Regions from separate parts of the Homo sapiens genome. Here region 1 is linked to region 2. The links are chromatin contacts, found by Hi-C or POLR2A ChIA-PET in ENCODE. All regions are on one chromosome and are shown on one strand. Each heading gives the region's core, a stretch centred on a gene start or an enhancer-like site at or near the end of the contact. The rest is flanking DNA. Distances are from core to core; before and after follow the strand shown.

The links. Hi-C counts contacts between places; a loop is a spot of excess contacts on that map. ChIA-PET counts read pairs that join two places held with the same protein, here RNA polymerase II (POLR2A).
Region 1: a loop to region 2 is called in a map of lower leg skin, with 2.2 times the contacts of the local background. The contact joins two enhancer-like sites. A Hi-C loop is called at or near these places in 2 of 168 maps with a recorded cell type or tissue (endothelial cell of hepatic sinusoid and lower leg skin). POLR2A ChIA-PET finds 5 or more read pairs at or near these places in 2 of 52 experiments (BJ and activated CD4-positive, alpha-beta T cell).

What each region holds. Positions count from the first base shown.
Region 1 is chr18:48,132,453-48,135,152 of GRCh38, reverse strand. All of the region lies in intron 3 of ZBTB7C (zinc finger and BTB domain containing 7C), which reads left to right. Among named protein-coding and RNA genes, the nearest start is that of ZBTB7C-AS1, 29 kb to the left of the region's middle. Within about 2 kb of position 1,297, at least 8 of the 41 ENCODE cell types and tissues checked have a DNase peak (open chromatin) inside an H3K27ac peak, as active enhancers do.
Region 2 is chr18:48,072,067-48,074,766 of GRCh38, reverse strand. All of the region lies in intron 3 of ZBTB7C (zinc finger and BTB domain containing 7C), which reads left to right. Among named protein-coding and RNA genes, the nearest start is that of ZBTB7C-AS1, 89 kb to the left of the region's middle. Within about 2 kb of position 1,333, at least 9 of the 41 ENCODE cell types and tissues checked have a DNase peak (open chromatin) inside an H3K27ac peak, as active enhancers do.

The DNA.
Region 1 (2,700 bases), core at 48-2,547, 60 kb before region 2:
TGGGAATAGTAATAGTAATAGTAATAGTGCAACCCTCAAAGGGTTGGATGAAGTGAGATGGAGCCTGGGAAGGAGCCTGGGAAGCATTGCTGTTGAGAAGCAGCAGCAGGAGGCCTGGATGAAGAGGAGGAGAGGGAGAAGGAAGGAGAGGAAAGAGCGGGGAAGTTAGAATGACTGGAGTCTCCATGCTGCAGTCACCAGGACTTGTCCCTGGTTCAAGGGGATGCAGTGGAATGCACACAGCACAGTCAGCCTCTGCCCCAAGTGCCCAGGAAGCTGTTTGAGCCCCTGCTGTTCAGATTATTCATTTAGGGTTTACAGTTGTGGGTTTCGAAGAGTCTGCACTTTTGGCACATGCCAGCTGGAGATGACAAGAAGAGGCCCAAACAGTCTCTGAGAGTACTGGCATCTCTCTCTGGATCAGTGCTGGCCGGGCTGAGAACTGTCCCAGGGTGTCACCCTGCTGATGCATCTGCCCACTTCCTCAGTGGCCAGGATGGCATTTTCATAGGACTCGAGTTTAGCTTCAAGCGCCTGCCCTTACCTTTGGGGAGGGAAGCTTGTCTACACTCACAGGACTTGTTGGTAGCAAAGCCAAGACTAGAACCCAAGTCTCTAGACCGTACATGGTTCACAGAGCAGCTCACTTTGGCCTTCCGGGGCGGTTTTAGGACTCAACTGAAAGACCCTTCATCCACTTACATCTCCACTTACAATGCCATTTCCTGAGAATCCTGTCCTCCTTCGTTTTAGCTGACCAGACATATCTGTCCTAATAGAATGGTGTTGGATGGATGTTTGAGACAGAGCAGCCATAAATAATCTGGGGCGTTTGGCCTGTTAACTCTCCTTCCATCCTGAATGGTGTAATAGGTTTAAGATAACTACCTCTAAAATTAACTATCACTTTTGTGAGGAAGGTGAACTGATAAATCTTGCCTTGAAACTATTACCCATCTGAGTGATGCTCTGGGACTTTCTTTCCCCAGAATTGTTACCGACTTCTGCTAGAAGAATAGTTTTTTTCTACTTCCTTTTCTTAAAAAAAAAAAAAAAAAAAAATCCTGGGTTTGAGGTCACAAGATCATATTGCATACTACCTTGATGTCGTGCTGCCAGAATAAAGGCATTTTCCCCCAATATTGAGATTATCAGCTTGATAAGGGCCGTGAGCACCCAGCTGGCTATCCCAGTGTTTACAGCAATTACACAGGTGTATAATTGCATGGGGATGTTTGTTTGCTCAGCCCTTGCTCAGCCAGGCAGCCCTACAGGTTGGGCCAGGGAGAGAGCTGTTCAGTTTATTTTCCTTTGGCTGGGAACTGTGGAGATGAATAGAGGGAGGGGAATCGGGTTGAGAGATTGTTGCCAAGAGCAATTTGGAGTCTCCTTCATATTAGTCAGAGATTGTGTTTTTCCTTTCTAAAGCCTCCTGCTTCATAGTAACTTCCACGGAGGATTTATTTTCCATCTTGTGTGTGTGTGCTTGTTAATTTTTGTTTGATTTTTAACTTGCTGCACTTCTCATGACTTAGCAAAAAAAAAAAAAAATAGCGTGGGGAATGTGTGATGACACAGGCCCTTTATATCATACATTCTGCATGTTATTGCTTAATAAATTTGAATACTGATAGACCCTGAGGTATCATGATGGAGTGAAATGAGTAATTCCTTTGAAGGGAGAGTTTATCTTCAGTGGATGACTTTCAAAATTGCAGCATAATTTCACTTTCCCACTGTACATCTTGATCCTGTGTTTAGATAAATAGAAATGCTTGCTCTCTTCTGTCATTTTCCCTTTTGTTCCATTTGGAAGGCCCCCTCCATCTAGGCCTTGCTTGGAAGGGGATCAGCTAGAGTGGGCCTCCTTCCACTTCATCCGCACCCATGCACCTCCCTCCTCCATGCCAGAGGCCAGCTAGTGAGAAGGAGGTTCCCCCCATGGGATAAGAGCTGCCCCACAATGGTAGCTTGGCTTGTGTGTGCATGGAACACAGAACAGGAAAGCTTGCATGACCACAGGCTGCCCCTCCTAGGCCAGGAACCCCGGAGCAAGCTGTAATTCATCAGTCAATAACTGAGTCCATCCACTGAACAAATTGAGTGGAGCAACTCTGAGACTCCAAACTTGAAAAATTACCTAATAATACGGCACATGATCTATGTCGGCTTTTCCAAATTAGATGCAAACCAGATGCAAATGTACATGTGGCCCTCCCAAATGATATCATATAACTGGACTTGGCCTTCAGGAAAATCTGTGCTGCCTACACATATGCGTTGTACACATACCTGCAGGGCTATTGCTTTCTTGGCTGTGGAGTCTGGCTGACAATTCTGTTAAATTGTTTCTGGAGACAACAGGTTGGTCCGTTGGTCTTTCTGGAGCCACTGGAAGAGGTCACTGGAGAGATGACAGTGGTCTCAGCTCCTGTTGACACTTGCCATCCATAAGCCCTAGGGAAATCTAGCAGAGGCTGCCTCTATTAAGCAGAACTTAAACAACAGAAACTTTTCTAATGTTTGTTTTGTTTCTGTTTTTCTTAATAAAACAGTCAATAAAATTTATTGAGATATAATTCACATAGCATATAATCCACCCATTTAAAGTGTAAATTCAATGGTTTTTAGCATATTTGCAGGGCTGTGTAACCATTATCATAATCAGTTTTATAGTATCTTGATTACTCCAAAGGAAAT
Region 2 (2,700 bases), core at 84-2,583:
CTGTTTTCTCTGCTCGGCCATAGAGAGCACCTTTGAGAAGAGGCCCTTACTTTTCTCTTCATCCTGTCACTGGAGAGTTTGTAGGGGCTGGAAACACCAGATTACTCTGTTCCAGAGTGCTGTCTGCAATTGGTCTGAGGGTATCATGAAAGCCTTCCTCTCCATACAAGAAAGGTGCAAGGAAGCAGCCTCAGCACACAGCTGCCCACACAGGGCTGTGCGGTTCTGAGCTGCTGGGCTCTCTCTGATGGTTCCCTTGGTGCCCAGTGGTGCTCATCCATTCCTATGACAGTCGTCTGCTGAGCACCTACTGTGTACCAGGCCAGAGGGCCATGGAGACAGAGGAGGTCCCTGCTTCTCATGTGCAAGGGGCTGTGTTATATGAAGGAAAAAGCGATATCTCAGGAATGACTGCCCCCCAGATGGAGGGTGACCTTAGAAAAGGTCATAATGGGCCGGGCGTGGTGGCTCACATCTGTAATCCCAGCACTTTGGGAGGCCGAGGCAGGCAGATCACCTGAGATCAGGAGTTCAAGACCAGCCTGACCAATATGGTGAAACCCCGTCTCTACTAAAAATGGAAAAATTAGCTAGGCGTGGTGGCATGCGTCTGTAATCCCAGCTACTCAGGAGGCTGAGACAGGAGAATTGCTTGAACCTGGGAAGTGGAGGTTGCAGTGAGCTGAGATTGTGCCACTGCACTCCAGCCTGGGTGACAGAACGAGACTCCGTCTGAAAAAAAAAAAAAAAAAGAAATTTTTCTTTTCGAGAAAGTCATAATGAGGACTGAATACCCACTGCAGGCCTGGCTGGGGCCTGAGGGGCAGGGACAGGGCCTTTGCCCTGAGAAGCTAATATTTCTTTGGGGGTCTACAGGAGACAAATCAGAGTGAGGAGAGAAAAGGGAGAACTGAGGAGAGAGGATAGGGCTTTGTGCAGAAACTCGGGGAGCAAGGGCTGAAACGTCCACCCCAGGCCTCTCCTGCCAGCTGCCAGCCACAGGACAGCCTGGCCCTTAAAGAGAGGGGTTGGGGAGCCAGGGCGGAGGCCAGCCGGCCAGCCACAGCCAGACTCAGCCCTGGAAATAAGGTCTTCTTGGGTGGGGGGAGAGGGAGGGCAGGGGAAGGAGAGAAAGAGGCTGAGGGAGGAGCAGAGCCTTCTCCCTGTTCAAACTCAGGGCCTGTTTTAATCCTTTGGCCCAGAAGAGCAGCCACTGGGAGCCTGTCCGTACCTGCCCGCACCCCTGCGCCTGTCCCAGCCCCGGGGACTCTTCTGTTTGCATTGTTTCCTGCACCCCACACCCAAGCCCACAAATAAAGACGGCCACCCCTGCCCACCACCTCCCGCCCTCCCCGCCAGGGTGACTCAGGCTGGGCGCCTGGTGGCAGCGGCTCTGCTCGCCTGGCCCTGCTCCGCTGCCTACATCTGTTCCTGATTTGCTGAGCCTAGCCAGTAGCCCTTTATGTCTCTGTGACCTAAATGAGGGTGGGGTTTCTTTCCCCTAGACTTAAAAAAATAATCTGCACACCCCCTGTGGTGTGCAGATTATTATAGTGTCTGCTTGCTTAGAGGGGACAAGAAAGAAAGCGAAGTCGGACAAGTCCAGTTTAATTGCGACGTGCAGCTGCCCAAGGTCTCCTCTCCACTCTGGCCAGTTCTGAGCCAAACCAGTTTTCCATGGCCAAACTGGGCCTGGTTTCCACATTGGTTCCTGTCAGGAAGTTCCTCCGCCCAGCATGTGCTGTTAAATAGGATCCCGTTCATTCCTTTTCCTCTTATAAACTTCCCTTTCAGGTCATCCTAAGGGAGAGTGGGGCTGTGGCCTGGAGGGGGAAGGGAACTCCAGGCTGCACTCCCAAAAGGGAAGTGGCTCTGTCGGGAAGGCCAGCAAGGGGCTGGCCAGGGTCAAACATCTGGGGTCCCAGCCCAAGGATGAAGCGGAGAGCGGCTGCCTTCTCCCCAGCAGTGCCGGCTGCCTCCTTCATCACAGGCGGCTCTTAATGCTACCTTTCCTCGGTTCCCCACAGGGAGGTGGGATTGGAGGAGCAATGGGAAAAGCATCCCATCCTAAAAATATCTCCCACCTTCTCCCCTCCTAAAAATATCTCTGCCACAAACTTCCCACAGAGTGTGAAACTCTACCTTCCCTATTTCAGTCTTTGCTTGTTTGCTTGTTGCAAGCGCCCCGGGGAGACACTGTGAAGCTTGGCCTCCTGCCCCTGTGTCTGTCTGTTGAGTCGCAGGAAGCTGGCGGCCCTCCTTCAGGAGTGGGACATGGGAAGGAGGCTGCAGATCGACCTGGGAAAGGTGAGCTGGGGTTGGCGCCTGAGGCCAACCTGGCCAATGGATGCAGCCACCCAGGGAGAAGGGGGAAAGGGTGAGAGATCGGAGGAGTCTCCTGGCCCTGAGCGCCAGGCTTCATATACATTATCTCATTTAACCCTTGACTCCCTTTTGTAGCATGGGTATTTTTATCCCCGTTTGGGGTCTTCTTACCCCATTTTACAGACGACAGACTTGAAATTCAGAGAAGTAGAGTGTCAACTCACTTTCACACAGCTAGAAATCATGGCTGTCGGGTTCCAGTGGTCAAATGCTTTCCTCATATCCCATGCAGCCTTCATTCATTCATTCATTCATGCTTCATTCATACATTCACTTGTGGTAAAATTATACGTAAAGTAAGATTCATCATTTAGG